2 separate regions of the Homo sapiens genome follow, and region 2 is linked to region 1. The links are chromatin loops, found by intact Hi-C in ENCODE. Cell type or tissue: upper lobe of right lung. All regions are shown on one strand. Each heading gives the region's core, and the rest is flanking DNA. Links, peaks and the distances in the headings are about the cores only.

Region 1 (11,918 bases), core at 2,325-10,324:
TTGTGTGGGGTGAAGAGAAAGTTTTCAAATAGTGGTGATTACACAACACTGTCAATGTATTCGGTGCCACTAAATTGTTGTGTGTGTGTGTGTGTGTGTGTGTGTGTGTGTGTGTGTGTGTAAAAGTCTCGCTTTGTCGCCCAGGCGAGAGGGAGAGGGAGACGGGGAGAGAGAGGGAGACGGGGAGGGGGAGGGGGGGAGGAGGGGGAGGGGGGGAGAGAGGGGGAGAGAGAGAGAGAGAGATTTGAAAAAAAGTCTCACTGTGTCACCCAGGCTACAGTGTACTGGTGCAATCGAGGCTCACCGCAACCTCTGCCTCCTGGGTTCAAACAATTCTCCTGTCTCAGCCTCCCGAGTAACTGGGATTGCAGGCATGCACCACCACACCCGGCTAATTTTGTATTTTTAATAGAGACAGAGTTTCACCATGTTGGTCAGGTTGGTATCGAACTCCTGATCTCAGGTGACCCACCCACCTCAGCCTCCCAAAGTGCTGGGATTACAGGCGTGAGCCACTGCACCCAGGCTATCACAACTTTTTAAAAGTAAAAAGTTATGTACGTATAAATATTCCTTACATATTTATCTACATTATCAAAAACTGGGAACAAGCTGAAGTATAAATGGGGGAACAGTTTAACACACATTAGTAAGACTGAAACTTGTTTATGCTAAAACAGAAAATATAAAATTATGTTTGCTACGAGAGTAACTATTAAAAACATGCCCATAGAAACAGAACACTGGCTGGGTGTGGTGACTCATGCTTGTAATCTCAGCACTTTGGGAGGCGAAGGCGGGCGGATCACTTGAGGTCAGGAGTTCCAGACCAGCCTAGCCAAAATGGTGAAAACACCGTCTCTACTAAAAATACAAAAAAAATTAGTTGGGCATGGTGGCAGGCCCCTGTAACTCCAGTTACTCAGGAGGCTGAGACAGGAGAATCACTTGAACCCAGGAGGTGAAGGCTGCAGTGATCTGAGATGGCGCCACTGCACTCTAGCCTGGGAGACAGAGTGAGACATGGTCTCAAATTTAAAAAAAGACTGAAAACTAATATAACAAAAATTAAAATAATTCTAATTCCTCTCATTTCCTTCCTCTACTCATTTTAACATGTTAGATTTCAATCTACCAGCAACAAAAATATCCCACATCAAAATAATTATGCTGACTGCTATGCTAGTGGGTTGAGACAGGTCTGTTTTAATACTATCCAAAGTAGTTTCAGTAAGAGCCAAAAGAATTACTATGCAGCCAAGTCTACAAAGACAGGCCCAAGAAACAACACGGAAAACCCAAACAGCGCCCCCCTTAACTTTCACGCTGAGCGCTGCTGTTCTTCCCCACAACTTACCTGCAGGCACGGTCAGGGGAATTAAGAATTTCGTAGTAGAATACGGAAAAATTGAGAGCAAGACCTAAGCGAATAGGATGCGTTGGTGGAAGTTCTGTCATTGCAATATCACTAGCAGCTTTATAAGCCACTAGGCTGTTCTCCGCAGCCTCCTTCCTGTCGTTTCCTGTGGCAAATTCTGCCAGATACCTGTGGTAGTCCCCTTTCCTAAAACAAAACCAAAATTAAAAAAAAAAAAAAAATTTAAACTAGGAACGATTTTTAAAGGAAAATAAGCTAAAATTGTTCTATATTATATAAAATGTGACAAAAATATATGTAACAATTAGGTGTACTTCAATAATTTTAAACACTCTCAGGAATAACTGGCTTCGTTTCATTTTTTTCCTTAGACATTTCATATTACTAAATATAAGCAAAAATCCCAGGAAATTAACTGAGGAGCCTCTAAAAATTAATAAAATTATCACCTGATAGACCAGAATTAAACAAGCAAGTGGTTCCAAGGAATGGCATGACAGTTTATTAATCATAAAATAAAATGTCTATATATAACACTAAGCACTGTGAAATGTATGCCGTTTGGGGGAGGGGAATGGGATAGGTCTCACAAAAACAAAAGAATATAAATAAGCAAAAGCTAATACATTTTCATAATAGCCCAACCACCTTTTCATTACAATATTAACTATCCTTCTAACATTGAACAATTATTCTTAAATAAAAGTTGAAAACCTACATAGAACAAAGTTATGGTTCTAAAAGGACCAACTTTCAATCTTACATTTTCCCTTCTAGTATAGAACCTACATTTTATAATAGAAAACCTTGGACTCGCCAGTGTTAGCTGCTGGAATGAGGTGTTTGTCCAGTACATCCAGAATGTCACAACAGATTAACTTTAGCTCAGTCTCAACCTAAAAAAAAAAAAATTTTTTTTAAATCAGATTAAGTCTAGAAATTCTACAAATTATTACATATTCTATCTCTGGTTTTGAGGTAGAGAGCTTAGTATTAAAAAGAATTTGTATCCCTCTCCAAACTCCCTTCTTCCTTCTTGACACAAAAGCAGAGAAAAGCTGCCTCTAGGTTATAAAAAGTATCTTTTCCCTTCTGCATGCTGCCTATTGTTACACACACACATGCAGGCACGCACACACGCCAGCCCCCACACCCCCTTCACAGTACCACAGTACAGCTACAGAATTACCAATGACTAAAACTGAACACTGATGCTTCTTGGTAAATGCTGGTCAATTACATGAATTACCTTCTTTCACAAGGTAGCAACGTAAAGACATTGCTCTAAGATCAACAATTAAATAAGAATTTAATAAGCAGAGCTAGGATTTGAACCCAGGCAGGCTGCAAGGGACAGAATCAAAATTTAAACCCAGGCAGTTTGCCTTCAGCACTCACATCCTTAACAACATTCACCAGGCAATTCCTTTAGTGGCAGAGATCCGTAACTATTAAAACACCGAAAACCTATCTACCAAAGTAGCTACTGCCACCCATCTCTATCCACTGATCATGCTGAACACGCACACCACCTCTCAACGCACATCCTCAGCTTGCTTCCTGTTTGCTATTAACTCATGCAGCACTACTGCTGAACCTTTCATGAGGGTCCTCTCCGTGCCCCTGGAACCTCCGTTTCACTGCAGAAAATTCTCTCTTTTTCTTCTATAATCACATCCTTATCCCAAGCAAAACTACTTTCTGAATAAACGACATCCCTGACAGCTTTTCCAATAGAGACTGGTCTAGGAGAAGGAAGACTTCTAAGTTCTCCTAGCTCCTTGCATACTCAATGACTGCTCTATTACTCCAAACTCTTCCTCCTCACAAGCTGATGATCTACATTCTATTTCTCAGTTTTTGTCATCAATAGATCTCTACACCCTTCTCCCAGATTCACTGAGTATCTACAGCAAACCCACCCAATACCTGAGATCACACCAAGGTATGGTGCAGCCATGTTCCATTCAACAGAGTTCTTTGCTCTCTACTCCTAGACTTTCACTTGTCCACACCCATGACCATGCTGCTCCATACTAGAAGTCTGAATTGCAACACTCCACTCTTGGCCCGTGGCTTCCTTTTTCAGTTCCTCTTCTCTTATTATTTCTATTTAGGGACTCATCAGGACATCTGGACTCTTTATTTTTTACTTTTTCTTTCTTTGATTCAGAGTTTCCCTCTTGTTGCCAAGGCTGGATGGAGTGCAGTGGCTCGACGTTGGCTCATTGCAACCTCCACCTCCTGGGTTCAAGCGATTCTCCTGTCTCAGCCTCCCGAGTAGCTGGGATTACAGGTGCCCGCCACCATGCCTGGCTAATTTTTGTATTTTTAGTGGAGACGGGGTTTCACCATGTCGGTCAGGCTGCTCTCGAACTCCTCACCTCAGGTACCTGCCCGCCTTGGCCTCCCAAAGTGCTGGGATTACAGGCATGAGCCACCACGGAAGGCCCCAGCTCACAACTTTCTATGTGACCTCAGGTATGTCAAACACCCAAAACCCTGGTTTGTGCATTCATAGTTGGGATAATACCTCCCCCTTCCAGTGCCATTTTAAAGATTTCATGTACTACCTTGCACAAATACATGTAACAAAAATATTTCTCTACTCAGGACAGTGCCCAGTACAGCTGGCGAGTCAGTAACTGTGGTTCCCCCACCCTTCCCTCCCCCAACCAACCTCACTTTCCACCTGCCCTGTAATTCTCTTCCCTGTTCTTTCCTGTATTTACGTGCCTGTCTCTTCTACTAGAATCGGTTACTCAACAGCAGCACTCCCGACAGTTTGTTGTGGGGCCCGTGCTGTGCCCAGTAGAATGGTTAGCAGCACCCCAGTCCCCACCCCACTAGATGCTAGGAACACCCTCCAGAAGTTGTGACAATCAAAAGTATTTCTAGACATTGTTAAACGTTCTCTGAAGTACAAAAGCACCTCTAATTGAAAACTGCTGCATTACAGTGATGGCTGTCCAACTTTTTTTTAACAAGACCTACAATAAGAAACATTTTATATATGTATATACACCCACAGTAAGTAAAATAACTTCATTAAATAATCCTCAGGGAAAAAAAAAGAGGAATCAGACAAATTAACCCAATATATTGGTTTTTGGGTGCTTTTTTTTTTTTTTAGATGGAGTCTCGCGCTCTGTCACCCAGGCTGGAGTGCAGCAGTGCGATCTCGGCTCACCGCAAGCTCCGCCTCCCGGATTCACACCATTCTCCTGCCTCAGCCTCCCGAGTAGCTGGGACCACAGGCTCCCGCCACCACGCCCAGCTAATGTTTTGTATTTTTAGTAGAGACGGGGTTTCACCATGTTAGCCAGGATGGTCTCGATCTCCTGACCTCGTGATCCGCCCACCTCAGCCTCCCAAAGTGCTGGGATTACAGGCCTGAGCCACCGCGCCTGGCCAACCCACCATATTTTTTTAAAAAACAGTCATCATTTTGCTTGAAAATACAATAGTTCCCCCTTATCCAAGAGGGATCCATTGAGACCTGCCAGTGGATGTGATGAAACCATGGAAAATACCAAACCTGATACAGACTATGTTTTGTCCTCATGCATAGCCACGGGTAAGTTTAACTTATAAACCAGGCACAAAGATCAATATCAGAAACATTATAACATACTGTAATACAAGTTATATGAATGTAGTCTCCTTTTCTCTCAAAATCTTAAGTGTACCGTCCTACAGGTAACTCAAACTGTGGATAAGGGGGGATGATGGCACAACAATCTCACCATTTGCCGATATTCCCGAATCATTTTTAGCTTGTCTTCTCCTCCCTTGTTTTCTTCTTTCTGTTCAATGCTGCTGATTATTCTCCAGGAGGCTCTTCTAGCTCCAATCACATTCTTATATGCAACAGATAGGAGGTTTCTTTCTTCAACTGTCAGCTCCACATCCATCCCTGCTACTTTCTTCATTGACTCCACCATTTCTGTATGGGAAAAGGAAAAGTCAGACCTTACAAATTTGAAGTTTTCTTAACATATTCCTTTCAAAGTAGTTTTTTTCTGTCAAGCTACTGCGAAAAAAACATTTTAACAAAAATAATTTCATAATCATCAAAACTAATATGAGTAAAAAGCCAAAAACATGTAAAGGAAACCAAACTAAGAGCCAATACAAAGACTCCAGAAGGTAGTTAGGTGGAGTGAGAAAGACTTCATATACTATCTAATATAATTTAGTGTGGTCTGAAAGCACCTCTCATTAAATAAGGTAATTAGGCACACCTAACTATTTTCCAGCAAAAAAAAATGAGCTGTCAGTTTAAGAGAAAGATTAAGAATTTACAGGTTCTAAAATGTATTGTCTCACAAATAAATAGTATTTCCAAAAATACAAAAGGAAGGGGAATTTGTTCATACAGCAAAAATATACGGAGTATATGGTTGGCCACCAACAGACTTTGGATGTTTTCTATCCTTCCTCGTATGAAGCTCCTTCATTGGTAAAACTTCTGATGATTCCTACTTGTTACCACTAGGTGGCGAGCAAAGAAAGGGGCCCAGAAAAGCCTTGGCATCTACCGCAAGCATAGGGAAACACAACGGCGTGTGAATGCAAAGCGCCACAAACAGCACAAGAAATAGTAACTGAATAAATACATTAATAAAAACTTATTTTTGATGCCATATTACCATGTGGCTCTCCAACATTACCCACGTTTCAATCTTTGGTGATGAGACTCAAGAATCTGCATTTTAGGGCCAGGAGTAAGTGGCTCATACCCCTAGCACTTTGAGAGCTGAGGCAGGAGAATCACTCGAGCTCAGGAGTTCGAGACCCTGTCTCTAAAAAATAAAAACAGAGGCTGGGCACAGTGGCTCATGCCTGTAAATCCCAGCACTTTGGCAGGCCGAGGTGGCACATCACCAGGTCAAGAGATAAAGACTATCCTGGCCAACATGGTGAAACACTGTCTCTACTAAAAATACAAAAATTAGCTGGGCGTGGTGATGCACGCCTGTAGTCCCAGGTACTCTAGAGACTGAGACAGGAGAATCGCTTGAACCCAGAAGGTGGAGATTGCAGTGAGCCAAGATCATGCCGCTGCACTCCAGCCCAGCAACAGAGACTCCACCTCAAAAAAAAAAAAATAGAATAAATAAAATAAAAATAAAAATAAAAATAGGCTGGATGTAGTGGCTCATGCATATAATCCCAGAACTGTGGGAGGCCAAGGTGGGCAGATCATTTGAGGTCACGAATTCAAGGCCAGCCTGGCCAACGTGGTGAAACGGTCTCTACTAAAAATACAAAAATTAGCTGCGTTTGGTGGTGCGCGCCTGTAATTACAGCTACTTGGGAAGCTGAGGCAGCAGAATTGCTTGAACCCAGGAGGCAGAGATTGCAACTGAGATCGCCCCACTGTATGCCACCTGGGGCAACAGAGCAGACTCCATCTCAAAAAAAACCAAAAGAAAGAATCTGCATTTAAATAAGCATCCTTAGCTTTCATTAACACCCTAAGCATAAGCATACCTTAACTAATAGGTATGAAAGAGATGGTGACTTCATAAAACACTACTAAATTGGACGGGCACGGTGGATCACACCTGTAATCTCAGCACTTTGGGAGGCCAAGGTGGGTGGATCGCCTGAGGTCAGGAGTTCGAGACCAGCCTGGCCAACATGGTGAAACCCGTCTCTACTAAAAATACAAAAATTAGCTGGGCATGGTGGTGCACGCTTGTAATCCCAGCTACCAGGAAGGCTGAGGCAGGAGAACTGCTTGAACCTGGGAGGCAGAGGTTGCAGTGAGCTGAGATTGCACCACTGCATTCCAGCCTGGGTGACAGAGTGAGACTCCGTTTCAAAAAAAAACACAAAACAAAAACCAAAACACTATTAAATTAAGGGGAGTGTGCCTAATGTATCCAGGAAAATATGTTTCAAAAATTAATCCTTTCGGGAATATAAAAAAAATTAAGCCATATTTTGTAAAGTCTCTTCGAAAAATATTCGGCAATGTTTTAATAAACATGTACCATATGACTCAGCAATCCCAATTCTATGCATCATCCAGAAGAAAAATAATCTTTACAAAGACTTTTACACACTCACTCACAGCAACTCTATTCATAATAGCCAAAAAGTGGAAACCCCTCAAATGTGCATCCAGAGGGGAAATGTATAAGCACACTGATGTTCACATATGTAAGATGGGATACCACTCAAAAATAAAGAATTAACTGTCCATGCACAGTGGCTCACATCTGTAATCCCAGCATTTGGGGAGGCCAAGACAGGAGGATTACTTGAGCCCAGTAGTTTGAGACCAACCTGGGCAACATGGTGAGACTCTGCCTCTACAAAAATTAGCTGGGTGTGGTGGTGTGTGCCTGCGGTCTCAACTACTCAGGAGATTAAGGCAAGAGAACTGCTTGACCCCAGGAATTCAGGCCTGCAGTGAGCTATTAGGTTGGTACAAAAGTAATTGCGCATTTTGCCAGCAAAAACCACAATTACTTTGTATAATCCTAACGCTGTACTCCAGCTTGGATGACAAAGCGAGAGACTCTGTGTCCAGAAAGAGAAGAGGAGACGGGAGGGGAGAAAAATAATTAACTGATACAAGCAACAATATGGAAGAATCTGAAAAACATCATATTAAGTGAAAAGAGTCAGATTAAAAGGATTTTATCATTCCATTTATATCAAATTGCAAAAAACACAAACTAAAAAGACAGAAAGCAAATGGTTATCAAGGTACAGAGGTGAACTGAGGGGCTTTTGTGCAAAGGACAGGTCACAGAATTGTACATGTAAAAGTGGCACGTTTAACTGTACACCTCAAGCTGATTTTTTAAATGCAATTCTGAACCATTAAAGAAGGATGACATGTTGGGTGCTGTGGCTCACACCTGTCATCTTAGCACTTTGGGAGGCTGAGGCAGGTGGATCACCTGAGGTCAGGAGTTCAAGACCAGCCTGGCCAACATGGTGACACCCCGTCTCTACTAAAAATATAAAAATTAGGCCAGGCACGGTGACTCACGCCTGTAATCCCAACACTTTGGGAGGCCGAGGCAGGCAGATCACCTGAGGTCGGGAGATCGAGACCAGCCTGACCAGCATGGAGAAACTAAAAATACAAAAAAATTTGCCAGACGTGGTGGCACATGCCTGTAATCCCAGCTACTCGAGGCTGAGGCGAGAGAATTGCTTGAACTCGGGAGGCGGAGGTTGCACTGAGTGGAGATCGCGCCACTGTACTCCAGTCTGGGCAACAAGAGCGAAACTCCATCTCAAAAAAAGGAAAAAAAAAGAAAAAGAAAAATACAAAAATTAGCCAGGCATGGTGGCAGGCATCTATAGTGCCAGCTACTCGGGAGGCTGAGGCAGGGGAATCGCTTGAACCCCGGAGACAGGGGTTGCACTGAGCTGAGATCGCGCCATTGCACTCCAGCCTAGGCGACAGAGTGAGACTCTGTCTCAAAAAAAAAAAAAAAAAAGTATTACAATATGGTAATAAGACCACTCATTAATTCATTTGTAGGAGTCTGAAAGCATTCATCTAAAACATGCCCAATTTTGTTTTCTAAACCAGTCACGAAACAGTCTAAATTTAGAAGCAGTGGAATAGGTAATCGTACCTCCATACTAGTTTAATTCTCAAAAATCAGCAAGTCAAACATAACTCAGAGGTAAGCCTGTAATTAAACTTTCTAAACTGATCGCAAAGTAAATCTTAAGTAACCCAGCTACACAAAAACAGTGCCATTAATTCTTTTAAGGCTTTACAATATTACATACAGAAAAACTATGCAGACATCAAATACTACCAAAAATTTAAGTTACATATCTCGAATATCATTCCTTATGATTTAATTTTGTTCAAATTTCTGTGCTTTACAAATTTTCAACAACGAAGACTTAGTATTTTTATAATGCAAAGAGAAATATATTTGTAACACTCAGTGATACTCTACTGTTCCAGATTCAAGCATAAATGCTTTCATTTTTACATATACACAAAACAATGCACAGACTGTGTGGTAAAATTATAGAAGCAACAATTATCCCTTTAATAATACCTTTATTTATATATAATTCCCCTACCTAACAATTCACCCATTTAAAGTGTACTATTCGGCCGGGAGCAGGGGCTCACCCCTGTAAACCTTGGGAGGCCGAGGTGGGTGGATCATGAGGTCAGGAGATCAAGAACAGCCTGGCCAACATAGTAAAACCCCGTCTCTACTAAAAATACAAAAATTAGCTGGGCATGGTGGCAGGCGCCTGTAGTCCCAGCTAACCAGGAGGCTGAAGCAAGAGATTTGCTTGAACCCGGGAGGCGGAGGTTGCAGTGACCCGAGATGGCTCCACTGCACTACAGCCTGGGTAACAGAGAGAGACTCCGTCTCCAAAAAATAAATAAACTGTACCATTCAATGGTTTTTAGTATATTCACAGAATTCTGCAATCATCATAATTTTAGATTTTCATCACTTCAAAAAGAAAAGCCCCAAACCCATTAACCATCAATTCCCATGTACCCGAACCCCAGCCCGGTCAACCACCAATCTATTTTCCGCCTCTACACACTTGTCTCTTATGCACATTTCAGGTGCGGGCATACCTTGGAAGATACTGCGGGTTCAGTTCCAGAGCACTGCAAAAAAAAATATTGCAATAAAGCAAGTCACATGAATTTTTGTGTTTCCCAGTGCATAGAAAAGTTATGTTTAAACTACACTGTAATCTATTAAGTGTACAACAGCATTATGTCTAAACTGTACATAATTTAAAAACACCTTATTGCTAATAAATGCTAATGCTCATCTGAGCCTTCAGCAAGTGATAATATTTTGCTGTTGGAAGGTTTTTGCCTTGATGTTGATGGCTACTGACTGCTTAGGGTGATGGCTGCTGAAGGCTGGAGTGGCCGTGGCAAGACAATGAAGTCTGCCATGTTGATGGGCTTTTCCTTTCCTGCATGATTTCTCTGTAGCATCTGACGCTGTTGGACAGCATTTACCCACAGAAAAACTTTTTTTTTTTTTTTTTTTTTTTTTTGAGACGGAGTCTCGCTCTGTCACCAGGCTGGAGTGCCTGGGCGTGATCTCGGCTCACTGCAAGCTCCGCCTCCCAGGTTCACGCCATTCTCCTGCCTCAGCCTCCCGAGTAGCTGGGACCACAGGCGCCCGTCACCATGCCCAGTGAATTTTTTTGTGTGTATTTTTAGTAGAGGCGGGGTTTCACCATGTTAGCCAGGACGGTCTCGATCTCCTGACCTTGTGATCCGCCCGCCTTGGCCTCCCAAAGTGCTGGGATTACAGGCGTGAGCCACCGCGACTGGCCAGAACAACTTTTTGTTTTTTGTTTTTGAGACAGTGTCTTGCTCTGTAGCCCAGGCAGTGGCACAATCTCGGCTCACTGCAGCCTCTGCCTCCAGGGTTCAAGCAATTCTCCTGCCTCAGCCTCCCAAGTAGCTGAGACTACAAGTGGGCGCCACCACGCCCGGCTAACTTTTCTATTTTTAGTAGAGACGGGGTTTCAGCATGTTGGTGAGGCTGGTCTTAAACTCCTGACCTCAGGTGATCTGCCTACCTGCTGTGTTAACAGGCATAAAAACAACATTGCAGGCTGGGAGCGGTGGCTCACGCCTAGTAATCCCAGCACTTTGGGAGGCCGAGGTGGGCAGATCACGAGGTCAGGAGATGGAGACCATCCTGGCTAACAAGGTGAAAACCTCGTCTCTACTAAAAGTGCAAAAAAAAATCAGCCGGGCATGGTGGCGGGCGCCTGTAGTCCCAGCTACTCAGGAGGCTGAGGCAGGAGAATGGTGTGAACCCGGGAGGCGGAGCTGCAGTGAGCTGAGATAGTGCCACTGCACTCCAGCCTGGGCGACACAGCGAGACTCCTTCTCAAAAAATAAAAAATCAAAAAACATTGCTCTCCTTACACAACTACATCAGAGCTCCAGGGTGACCAAGTACTGTGTGTGAGTGTGTGGTAGTGTGTGTGTGTTTTGAAACAGAGTCACACTCTGTCACCCAAGATGATACAGTGGCACCATCTCAGTTCACTACAGCCTCAACCTCCCCAGCTCAAGCGATCCTCCAACCTCAGCCTCCTGAGTAGCTGGGACTACAGGTGTACGCCATTACGCCCAGCTAATTTTTATTATTTTTTTGTAAAGACAGGGTTTTGCCATGTTCCTCAGGCTGGTCTTGAACTCTTGTGCTCATGTGACCCACCCATCTCGGCCTCCCAAAGTGCTGAAATTACAAATGTGCACCACTGCACCCAACCTCGGTGCATTTTCAATGTGCAGTAATACATTGAAGGGAATTTTTTTTTTTTCTGAGTACCAAGCTTCAACAGTGGGCTTAAGATATTCAGAAAACCATGCTGTAAACATAAGTGCTGTCTTACAGGCTTTGCTGTTCCATTTATAAACCAGGCAGAGTAAATTTAGCATGATTCTTAAAGAGGCCTCAAATTTTTCAAACAGTCAATGAGCACTGGTTTCAATTTAAATTCACCAGCTGCATTAGTCCCTAAGAAGCTGCATCAGCCT
Region 2 (11,918 bases), core at 2,330-10,329, 140 kb after region 1:
CTGAGGGGTTTGGAAAAGGTAATACGCTCCGGAGACAAAATGCATTCCTCCTCTAGGTAACTGAAGTTGACCAAAGACGAGTCTCTGACCCATAACCCAGCCTTCCGAAGCAACTACTGTGGCAGTTTCTAAGGCCACCTTGTCCTTGAGGCCCTGCCCTCCTGGAGACCAGCAGCTCTGACTCCTGGAGGTGGGGTGTGTGTGTGGCGGGGGAGCAGGACAGCTGCGGTTTCTGGGTTCCACCCCCTTCATGGACAATCTCCTTTCTTGAATCAACCCAGAGTAATAAAGCCTAATTGGATCAATCAATCAATCAATCTATAGACAGGGTCTCACACACTCTATCTCATCTATTGATCGATCGACAGGTCTCACTGTGTTGAATCCTATCTACCTACCTATTGATTGATCAATCCATCGACAGGGTCTTGCTGTGTTGCCCAGGCTGAGTGCGGTGGCACAATCCTAACTCACTGCAGCTTCAAATGCCTGGGCTTCAAGCAACCCCCCACCTCCGCCTCCTGACCAGCTGGGACCACAGGCATGTGCCAGGGCACCCGGCTATTTTAGAACCTTTAAGGCATCTTCACTGCCTCCAGAATAAAGTTAAAGTCCCCAAGTAGGGCTTTCAAGGGGCTCAGGAGTCTGACCACCCCATCCTTCATCTCACACCACTTCCCCAGACCCACTCCACCTTGGTGACTCTCTCAAGCCTCTGGACCTTTGCTTTTGCAGTATTTGCTGCCTGGAACACCTTTCTTCACCAGGGAGAGGCCTTTGCCGAAACCATCCCAGACATTAGCTTTTTGCTTCCAAAGTTTTTTTTTTTTTTTGAGACGGAGTCTCGCTCTGTTGCCCAGGCTGGAGTGCACTGGCGCAATCTCGGCTCACTGCAAGCTCCGCCTCCCAGGTTCATGCAATTCTCCTGCCTCAGCCTCCAGAATAGCTGGGATTACAGGCGCCTGCCACCATGCCTGGCTAACTTTTTTGTATTTTTAGTAGAGACGGGGTTTCACCGCATTAGCCAGGATGGTCTTGATCTCCTGACCTCGTGATCTGCTCGCCTTGGCCTCCCAAAGTGCTGGATTACAGGCGTGAGCCACCGCGCCCGGCCACTGAAACATTTTATACCAGTATTATACGATTACACTACATTGCAATTTTCTGTTTCCCACTCAGCATGTCACTTAGGTGTAAGCCCTGAAGGCAAGGACTTAGCTGTTGGAGTGTCCTGTGTATCCTCAGCATTAGCACAGATCCTGGCACACAGGTACTCAATAACCAGGTACACTTACTAAAAACCCAAGCTGAAGCTCGTCCCTCAAAAATGTCCGTCTAATCTTAATGTTTACAGCTCCATATACTCGCAGTTGGAAACACTATTTTTGTCTCCTTCTTTATTCAACTGCTTTTTTTTTTTTTTTTTTTTAAGACGGAGTCTCGCTATCGCCCAGGCTGGAGTGCAGTGGCGCAATCTCAGCTCACTGCAACCTCTGCCTCCCGGGTTCAAGCGATTCTCCTGCCTCAGCCTCCCAAGTAGCTGGGATTATAGGCGTTGAGCCACCATGCCCAGCTAATTTTTGTATTTTTAGTAGAGACTGGGTTTCACCATGCTGGCCAGGCTGGTCTTGAACTCCTGACCTTGTGATCCGCCCGCCTCGGCCTCCCAAAGTGCTGGGATTATAGGCGTGAGCCACCGTGCCTGGCCTATTCAACTGCTATTTTAAATAAATGTTCCCAATGTACTGGTGTCCCTTCAACAGTAAAAGAGTAAGTATTCTAGCAACTGAGGAGAATGGCGTTACAGTGGTGAGCTCAGACTTTTGAATCAGAGACCAGTTGGGGGAAGGGTCCGTCCTGTTAATTGAGAGCTGTATGCCCCTGGGCAAGTGACTTCATTTCTCTAAGCCTCAGTTTCTTCAGCTGTTAAGACGGGGTGATAACAGTACTTACTTCAAAGAGCAGTAATGAAATTAAAGGGCGTCAAGGGGGTGGTCACGAAGCGGTAACTTTGACTAACCCTGGTCTGCCTGTTGGCTCCTTGGGTCATTTCCAATCTTTCACTCTTCTAAGGAGTGTTCAGAGGGCACTGGAATGTGGTATTCCCATCCCAGAGACCACAGACACTGCGTCCCTGAATCTGCCTTGGACAGCAGGTGCCTAGCAATGCTTACAACTTGGTAATGGGGCTGGGCACGGTGGCTCACGCCTGTAATCCCAGCACTGTGGGAGGCTGAGGCGGGCGGATCACAAGGTCAGGAGTTCAAGACCAGCCTGGCCAACATGGTGAAACCCCGTCTCTACTAAAAACACACACACACACACACACACACAAATTTGCCAGGCGTGGTGGCATGTGCCTGTAACCCCAGCTACTCAGGAGGCTGAGGCAGGAGAATCGCTTGAACCTGGGAAGCGGAGGTTTCAGTGAGCCAAGATTGCATTGTTGCATTCCAGCCTGGGCAACAGAGCAAGACTCCATCTCAAAAAAAAAAAAGAAAAAAACAAACAAACATAGGGCCAGGCACGGTGGCTCACGCCTGTAATCCCAGCACTTTGGGAGGCCAAGGCGGGCAGATCATGAGGTCAGGACATGGAGACCATCCTGGCTAACATGGTGAAACCCCGTCTCTACTAAAAATACAAAAAATTAGCCAGGCGTGGTGACGGGCGCCTGTAGTCCCAGCTACTCAGGAGGCTGAGGCAAGAGAATGGCGTGAACCCGGGAGACAGAGCTTGTAGTGAGTGGAGATCGCGCCACTGCACTCCAGCCTGGGCGACAGAGCGAGACTCCGTCTCAAACAAACAAACAAACAAACTTGGTAATGAACCACACAAATGCACGTTCTCTCTTTCAAAGCATTCTCCCTCCCTAACTTCCCTGTGATGGTTTGGAGCCCATATATGCTGTCATGTAAGGGTCTTCCCCAAGCCCTGACCACAGCCTGTCTCTCCTTCCTCCTCAGGACTCTCAGCCCACCCCCACCCCCCTTTTTTCCTTTTCCTTGCCACGGCCAGGCTGATCACTGGGCATACCAAGATTTACTTAGCCCTTCTTATGTGCCCCGCAACTGGGGATATGAGAAATAGGATGGACAAAGTCCTTGAGGAGCCTGTTTAGCAAAATCCAAGAAACAAGCAAAGTGAGCGTGTACAAATTAACCAAGTTCTCTCCACTCCACCTTGTTTTTCTTTAGAGACAGGGTCTTGCTGTCATGCAGGCTGGAGTGCAGTGGTGTCCTCCTAGCTCACTGCAGCCTCCTTGAACTCCGAGGCTCAAATGATCCTCCTGCCTCAGCCTCCTGAGGAGCTGGGACTTCAGGGGTACACACCATGCCCAGCTGTTTTTTTTTTCTTTTTAAGACAGGGTCTCACTGTTGCCCAGGCTGGAGTGCAGTGGTGTGATCACAGCCCACTACAGCCTCAACCTCCTGGACTCAAGCAAGGCTCCCACCCCAGTCTCCTGAGTAGCTGGGACTACGGGTATGTGCCACCATGCCAACTTTTGTATTTTTTTGTAGAGATGGGGTTTCACCATGTTGCCCAGGCTGAACCTGAGCTCCTGGGTTCAAGTGATCATCCTGTCTCTGCCTCCCAAATTGCTGGGTTTAGAGGTGTGACCCATCACGCCTGGCCTTTTTTTTTTTTTTTTGAGACGAAGTCTCGCTCTGTCACTCAGGCTGGAGTGCAGTGGCGTGATCTCGGCTCACTGCAACCTCCGCCTCCTGGGTTCACGCCATTCTCCTGCCTCAGCCTCCCGAGTAGCTGGGACTACAGGTGCCCGCCACCATGCCCGGCTAATTTTTTTTTATTTTTAGTAGAGACGGGGTTTCACCGTGTTCACCAGGATGGTCTCGATCTCCTGACCTCGTGATCCACCCGCCTGGCCTCCCAAAGTGCTGGGATTTCAGGCGTGAGCCACCGCACCCGGCCACACCAGGCCTTTTAAAAAAATTTTGCAGGGGGAGGGTTCTCACTCTGATGGTGAAACCTCATCTCTACTAAAAATACAAAAAATTAGCCAGGCATGGTGGCGGGTGCCTGTAATCCTAGCTATTCAGGAGGCTGAGGCAGGCGAGAATCACTTGAGCCCAGGAGGCGGACGTTGCAGTGAGCCAAGATCATGCCATTGCACTCCAGCCTGGGTGACAAGAAGAAAACTCTGTCTCGAAAAAAATAAAACACTTTGTCTGGGCTCACAGTGGCAACTATAACAAAACTCCAGTGTAACCCCGGACTTTAGCAGGATTCCCGCCCTGCCCTCAGCCCTTTTGCCCTCCCTATAAGGGAGCTGGCCTCGTTTCTCATTACATCTTGGCTCAGGGACACCGTAGTGGCTGGCCCAGCACACTAACGCTCACAGTCACTTCATCAAACCGGCCCCCTCCAGGTTCCTCTCGTCAGTGTGCTGACTGATTGGAAAGCCCGCCTTTCTGCTTTCTGCGAAACTCTGTGCCTCCTTCAAGATACTGTCCTTGACAGGAAGTCTGACAGGCCTCTCCTAGCTTTAGCTGTTCACCTCCTTAACATTTGCTCCAACCTTCTGCACGGAGTTCTGGAAACCTTCTATTGACTAACTCCCAGGCTTGGTAACATATGCCAGGTACTGTGCTACTCCCAGGGATGGTCCTAAATCAGATCGTCTCTGCTCTCTGGGCAATCACAGTACAGTAAGAAAGGTACGCTGTGTCTCAAAAGCAACACTGAAAGCATGGCATGCGCAAGGCTGGGGGTGGCACAAGGCAGGAGAGGAACTCTCAGTGAGATGAGGAGGGGCCGGGAAGGCGTCCTAGGAGAAGTGATGTCTCAACTGGGTTTCCAAGGATAAAATAACAGTGTCATTAGACAGGAATATCTGTTCCCCAGGTGGGCTCAGGCCCTGCTCACTGCAAAACTCCCAGCTGCCCCTGGATCCTGGCCCCAGCCAGGAGTATTTCAGTTACCATGTCCCCTGTTCCCGCCCAGACAGTCTTGCATTTCCTGGGCTCCAGCCAAAGGGAAGCAGTACCGAAGGCTCATGAGTCTACAGACACAGATATGAGTTCCAATCCTCGTGCGATGAAGAAGCCTGTTACTCCTTACTTATATATTCTTTGAGACTCAGTTGCTTTCCTTGTAAACAGGCAATAATAACACTGTTTACCTAACGAGGACATGGTAGGAACTGATACAGGCAAAGCCTTGGCGCACACCTGCACGCCAATCACAATGAGCTGTTATTTGGAAATAGGTGCGTGCCTCCTCCTTAGCGGGAGTCTGCCTTCCTCACCGTGCCATCCTTTTTCCTCTTGCTGGCAAGGATGACCATGAATCCTGAGGTACGATGGGCTTGAGGAAAGTACTGTGGGCTACAGACTCAGAGATCAGTCTCAGCCCCAGCTCTGCCACTCACTGGCTGAGCTACCTGGGGAAGCCCTTGAACTTCTCCAAAGCTCTCTACCCTTTCTGACCCTGCCAACTCCAGCCCAGATCCAGCTTTTGCAACAAACTTCAGTCTCCTGGAGGTCTCTCTGCCATAGGGCTGGGAGAAGGGGACGCCTGGCCGTAGGGCCTGCCAGCAGCTCTCTTCCTGCTGGTAAGTTTTTAAAGAGGATTTTTTTTTTTGGAGACAGGGTTGCCCAGCTGGAGTGCAGTGAGTCAATCTCAGCTCACTGCAGCCTTTAACTCCTGGGCTCAAGTGATCCTCCTGCCTCAGCTTTCCTGAGTAGCTGGGACTACAGGCACATGCCACTACACCCAGCTAATTTTTAAATTTTCGTAGAGACGGGGTCTAACTATGTTGCCCAGGCAGGTCTTGAACTCCTGGCTTCAAGCACCCCCTCCCCACCCAAGGCCCTACCCTGTCCTTACAGCTCCCACCAGGACTCTTGTTTCCAATGGATGGCTGCAGAGACTGGCAGTCTCCCTGCAGCTGTTGATCTGGGCCGGCCATCCTGCTGCAGCCTGGCCTCTTACCTCCTTTCCTGCCTGCTCTGTTGCCCAGGGCGGGTCCCTTCCCCAGCGTCCACTGCCTCCTCTTCTGTGGACGGCCCTGCTCACGACCCTACCCTGTCTTGCTCCACACTGCTGAATCGGCTCACTCTTTCCCCCTTTCCTTGACAAGGATATTTTGGCTTTGCTGTAACACTTCCAGAACCAAGCTTGAGTTCTACCTCTTGTCTTGGTCTGGCTGTGGAGATATTTCTTCCCTGGCTAAATCCCAAAGCCCTGGGCTGCCCTGCCGGTACCTCCCGCCTCCCTCACAGAGACACTCCAGCTAGGAGGAATGAACAAGCTGCTCCCGCTGGAACAAAGACCCTCATGACATGTAAGGGGCTCTTCTTTTCTTCAAAGAGATTAGGTTCCTTGCCCCAAAATGAGTCAGGGACATGTTGCCAGTGGTTCTTTCTCAGGTTTTGGTGGTTATTTGGCCCCTTCTCAGCTTCTTAGAAAGGTTTTTAGTAAATCTATCACGGGAAGACATGAATCTATTTATTTTATTATTATTTTTTTGAGACGGAGTCTCGCTCTGTCACCCAGGCTGGAGTGCAGCGGTGAGATCTCGGCTCACGGCAACCTCTGCCTCTTGGGTTCAAGCAATTCTCCTGCCTCAGCTTCCTGAGTAGCTGGGATTACAGGTGCGCGCTACCATGCCCAGCTAATTTTTGAATTTTTAGTAGAGATGGGGTTTTACCATGTTGGTCAGGCTGGTCTCAAACTCCTGACCTTCAGTGATCCACCTGCCTCGGCCCTCCCAAAGTGCTGGGATTACAGGTGTGAGCCACCGCGCCCAGCCGGCATGAATCGAAAAGTCACAATAGCCGTTCTCTCCCATGGTTACTGGGTGACGGCCTCCTTCAGTCCTCAGCCTCATGAGGTGTGTGCTCTTCTCATCCACACCTTATAGCTGACAAAATCAAGGCCTAAACGCTTTGGCTAAAATAAGACAGAGCCGTGCTTCTAACTACCAGACTCATGATCTCTACACTGATCCTGATGAAACTCTCTACCTACTACTTCACCTTCTCACACAAGACCTGACCCATTCACAGGCTGGGGCAGGCGTCCTTAATACCAGTAACTGGCTGGGCCAAGCTTTCTGCCCCGTTTGGGGACCAGAAGGTCTGGGGTTTCCCGAAGCTGAAGTGCAGTCCCTCCTAGGTCAGGAGGCAGCTGCTCCACCCTCTCCTCTGGTTCTATCTGTAACACCCCCACCCCCTACACACCTCTCCTGCCCTTGCTGGCACTGGCTTTCCTCCCACTCTCTCGAGATCTGGGACGGCTCCCCGAGTCAGCGCCTCATGAAGTGGACAGGAGGTGCCACTCTGGAGAGGGGATGACTAGACCAATTCCTGCCCCCCCTAACACTTCTATTCTGAGACAGTTCCCATGCCAGCAGGGTCAGTGTAACCTGACTTCCTAGACCTTCTGGCCCCCCACTCCCTCCTCACCTGGTGTCATAGTCGTTGGAGTTCCTATCAAACTTGTAGGTGGGCGGGAAGAGTAGGCGGCCCTCCTGGAACTCCCGGAGCAGCGGGTCATGTTTCTTGGCAATGCTGAGCTGCAGACAAAGTCATAGTCCCCGTCTCCCAGTAGTCTCGACCCAGTGGCCCAGTACCACACTCCATTCAAGGGATCAGCACATGCCGTCACAAATGGGGCAAGAGTCAAGCAATGCCACTCCAATTCCTCACTGCCCCAGTGACTACTCAGCAGCCCACTCCCACCAGAAAGCAGGCGAATCCTTTCGGAAACATTACCAAGGCCCAGGGGAGGCAGCTGTCTGCCGTTTCCCAGTCCTTAGACTGCAGGGACCCAACTTGGAATTCCATCTCTAGGGGAGATCACTAGCAGACATGTGTCAGAGGGGAACCTGGGGAAGCCAGGGTTCTCCAAAGGGGCACCTCACCCTCCAAGAGGGAAACGAGGCTGGGGATGGGAAAGACGACAGGGACACGATGGGCTGACGCATGATGGTACCTGGTGCAAAGCCCTTCTGGTTCCCTATTCTTCTTCTTTTTTTTTTTTTGAGATGGAGTTTTGCTTTTGTTGCCCAGGCTGGAGTGCAATGGCGCTATCTCTGCTCACTGCAACCTCTGCCTCCCGGGTTCAAGCGATTCCCCTACCTCAGCCTCCCGAGTAGCTGGGATTACAGGCACGTGCCACCACGCCCGGCGAATTTTTTTTTGTATTTTTAGTAGAGATGAGGTTTCTCCAAGTTGGTCAGGCTGGTCTCAAACCCCCGACCTCAGGTGATCCACCCACCTCGGCCTCCCAGAGTGCTGGAATTACAGGCATAAGCCACCGTGCCCGGCCCCTATTCTTCTTTTTTAAATAATTCATTTCATGCTTTGTATCTGACTCTCTATTCTAAAGCACATCCAGGGTCTGTTACCCTGGCTTTTCCATGTGAAGATCAGGCGTGGCTGCCTCACCCCTGGATGCGAAGCCCTGCTAGACAGCCTCCCCCACCAGACCTGGGCAAAAGAAAACAGCAGCGAGGGCATCTAGCAACACTCTGCACAGCTCACATGGCCCCCACCGTGGGCTCAGATCACCCCCTGGGACCCTCCCCTCACTGGATACCTGGTCCTTCTCCCACAGGCCACCGTAGCACCGATTTTTAATGGATTCCCGAACAAAGTGCAACCCAAAGTCCTCGATCCGAAAGTTCATGTCTCCAAACCAGATAATGAGGCTTCAGAAAAAAAGGAGGGCAGCCTGAGGATTTGTGATGAAGTCGGGGAAGGGAGATCACCAGGTGGCTCAGCCTGCTCAACCCAAGGGCTGCTGGGGCACAGAAAACCTGAGGGGCAAGTGAGACGCCAGGGCACGCGTGGGTCCTCTGGAACTGTTCTCATGGCTCCTAAACCACCATTCAAACCGGAGAGACCTACCAAAGAGCCTGCTCTGGCAAACACAGAGCAGGCTGTGGCCCTTCCTTCCTCTCCTTAACTGGTCACGAGGAAAGGCTGAGAAGCCCTCCTGGTGACCTCAGGAGCCACAAGGTCCTTGACCTGTTCCCAAGTGTTCAGGGTTTCTAAGCAAGACAGACGGGCTGGAGGAAGGGGACCCCAGGCAGGCAAAGCAAGGGGAGACAGCAGATGGGCACCAGGGAAGGGTCAGGGAGAGGGTGGGAGCCAGAACACTGACGACACTGGCTGGGGGATCCGTGATGGAGCAGAGGATGCTGGCTTGGGTTAGCGTGGGGCAGAGGGCGGGGAACAGTCTGCAGACCCAGGCTCACTCGTGGCGGTCAGCTGGGGCAGAGGGCGGGGAACAGTCTGCAGACCCAGGCTCACTCGTGGGGGTCAGCGTGGGGCAGAGGGCGGGGAACGGTCTGCAGACCCAGGCTCACTCGTGGCGGTCAGCGTGGGGCAGAGGGCGGGGAACGGTCTGCAGACCCAGGCTCACTCGTGGGGGTCAGCGTGGGGCAGAGGGCGGGGAACAGTCTGCAGACCCAGGCTCACTCGTGGCGGTCAGCGTGGGGCAGAGGGCGGGGAACAGTCTGCAGACCCAGGCTCACTCGTGGGGGTCAGCGTGGGGCAGAGGGCGGGGAGCGGTCTGCAGACCCAGGCTCACTCGTGGGGGTTAGTGGGGGTTAGCGTGGGGCAGAGGGCGGGGAACGGTCTGCCAGACCCAGGCTCACTCGTGGTCCAGGATGTTTGGGATGTCTCGCCCCTCACAATTCTGCATCTCCAGGATCCGGTCAAAGTGCTCCAGCCGCTGGTAATTGTTGGAAATGTGGGGAGGCAGGTGGCAGTTGATGATGCTGACATAGTAGCCATAAAGCTTCAGGCAGATGTTGACTCCACCTTTGTTCCCCTGGTAGAACAGGTCAACAGAAGAGTGGGAAGCTACTCGGGTTGGACACACCCCTCTTTCCACATCCTGGACCTGAGGGCAGACAGTCTCACTTCCTGCAGGGTCTCCTAGGGACAGTAACTAAGCTTCCCAGGGTGATCTCTCCATGCACAGAGCCCAGCTCGCCTCGCCTGGCCTCAGGGATAGCAAGCCCACTCTGAGGCAAAAGAACAAACATGCATTGGGCTGGACAGAGGACCAAGATTCCTTTCACTTCCTTTTTCTTTTGCCCAGCTCCACAGTTCCCAGCCCTTCCCAGCTCACGACTCAGACAATAGCTCAGTCCTTACCCAGTACCCAAACAGGCCAGTGGGGGTGGATTTAGTAGACAGAATCTGGATATAGGGCAAATGCTGATACTTGGCAAAGACCAGTAAGAGGATCCCCTGCATACGGACATGGGAGACCTGCAGGAGAGAGAGGGCAAAGGTCGCTCATTAAACCACACAGGCCAAGTGCATCCCTTCCAAGCTCCGTGCTAGGGACTCTAGAGAGCCCTCAGCTACATGCAGTGTCCTGCTCCAGGGTCTACGATATCCCAGTTTGAATCTCAGAGTTTCAAGCCTTTCCATTCTTCTTCTCAGCTGCCAAATGATACATTCTGGGGGCTGAGGTTTTCGATTCTGCGCCTAGGCGTGCGGGTGGCGGGAAGAGAAGATAAGCTAAGGATACTGGCTTTGAAGTTAGATCTGGGTTCAAACCCTGGCTCTGATTCTTAGTATTTGACATTGAGGCAGTTTCTCAGTGTATTTTCTCATTGATAAAGTAGGAATCCATCTCATAGATGCTGTGGGGATTATCTGAAAGCTATTATTTTTTGGTTTCAGCATTCTTTTTTTTTTGAGACGGAGTCTCGCTCTGTCGCCCAGGCTGGAGTGCAATGGCGTGGTCTCGGCTCACTGCAACCTCCACCTCCTGGGTTCAGGTGATTCTCCTGTCTCAGCTTCCCAAGTAGCTGGGATTACAGGCGCCCACCACCAGGTCTTGTATTTTTAGTAGAGATGGGGTTTCACCGTGTTGGCCAGGCTGGTCTTGAACTCTCGACCTCAGGTGATCTGCCTGCCTTGGCCTCTCAAAGTGCTGGGATTGTAGGCGTGAGCCACCGCGCCCGGCCAAGCATTCTTAAAAGGAAGGAACATAAGAGGTTTCCAGGATACTGGGAAATGCTCTTCTTTATCCCCTTCCCTTCCTCCCTCTCTCCTTGGAAATGTTCTTTATCCACCAGCTGCCCCCATTCCTCCCTTTTTACTTAGAGACAGGATTTCGCTCTGTCTACCAGGCTGGAGTGCAGTGGTGCAATCACGGCTCGCTGCAGCCTTGACATCCTGGGCTCAGGCAATCCTCCCACCTCAGCCTCCTGAGTAGCTAGGACCACAGGTGTGCACCAACATGCCCGGCTATTTTTGTTTGTTTTGTAGAGACAGGGTCTTGCCATATTGCCCAGGGTGGTCTTGAACTCCTGGGTTCAAGCAATCTCCCTGCCTCTATAATCCCAAAGTGCTGGGATTACAGGCATGAGCCACTGTACTCGGCCTGCTCTTTATCTAGATGTGGCTGATGGTAACATGGGTATATGCAAAAACCCATCAAAGTGTACACTGAATTTCTGCATGCTTTTCTGTGTACATTATAGCTCAGTGAAAAAAAAATAAGAAAATGCTCCCCCCAAACCCCATAACTATATACTGCGTGCAGCTGGGTGTCCATGAAGGCAACGCCCATGGAATGCCAGTGGGTAAGGACACATGTGCACAGGCTAGGGAGAATAGCTAACATCTGCTCAAGTGCCTCCTCTCTCATTTACTCCTGCCAAGCCTGTAAGGAATCACCGTCCCTGTTTTGTAGTTGAGGAACTAAGATTTAGGGAGGCTAAGGAACCAGTAGGGCTACCTGTATTGTAAAACAACATCAAAGGGCTAGGACTGCCAAGATCCCTACTATCTGCAGCTGCAAAAGGTGGGGTGGGAATGGGCCGCAGCCAGTAGCTCTCCCTCTCAGGTTCAGGCTGTCTACCACCGGCACCCGAGGAGCCGTTTCCGGAGAATGAAGTGTGGAGGCCAAGGAGGAAATCCCCG

The links. Peaks named below come from ENCODE experiments on the same cell type or tissue, not always from the same donor. Only the 100,000 strongest peaks of a DNase experiment are listed, where the experiment ranks them.
Region 2: a loop joins it to region 1, with 2.8 times the contacts of the local background. A loop is called at or near these places in 101 of 110 quality-filtered maps.

What each region holds. Positions count from the first base shown.
Region 1 is chr17:1,359,735-1,371,652 of GRCh38, forward strand. It overlaps YWHAE (tyrosine 3-monooxygenase/tryptophan 5-monooxygenase activation protein epsilon), which reads right to left. Exons shown (of 6, transcript NM_006761.5): 2 at 5,125-5,324; 3 at 2,168-2,274; 4 at 1,358-1,564. Among named protein-coding and RNA genes, the nearest start is that of YWHAE, 35 kb to the right of the region's middle. In upper lobe of right lung, for the core only: a CTCF peak has its summit at 5,870 (motif pointing right); no DNase peak of the experiment used is centred there; H3K27ac peaks cover 2,420 bases.
Region 2 is chr17:1,499,550-1,511,467 of GRCh38, forward strand. INPP5K (inositol polyphosphate-5-phosphatase K) reads right to left here. Exons shown (of 12, transcript NM_016532.4): 4 at 10,134-10,250; 5 at 9,629-9,804; 6 at 8,566-8,677; 7 at 7,431-7,540. Among named protein-coding and RNA genes, the nearest start is that of INPP5K, 11 kb to the right of the region's middle. In upper lobe of right lung, for the core only: no CTCF peak of the experiment used is centred there; no DNase peak of the experiment used is centred there.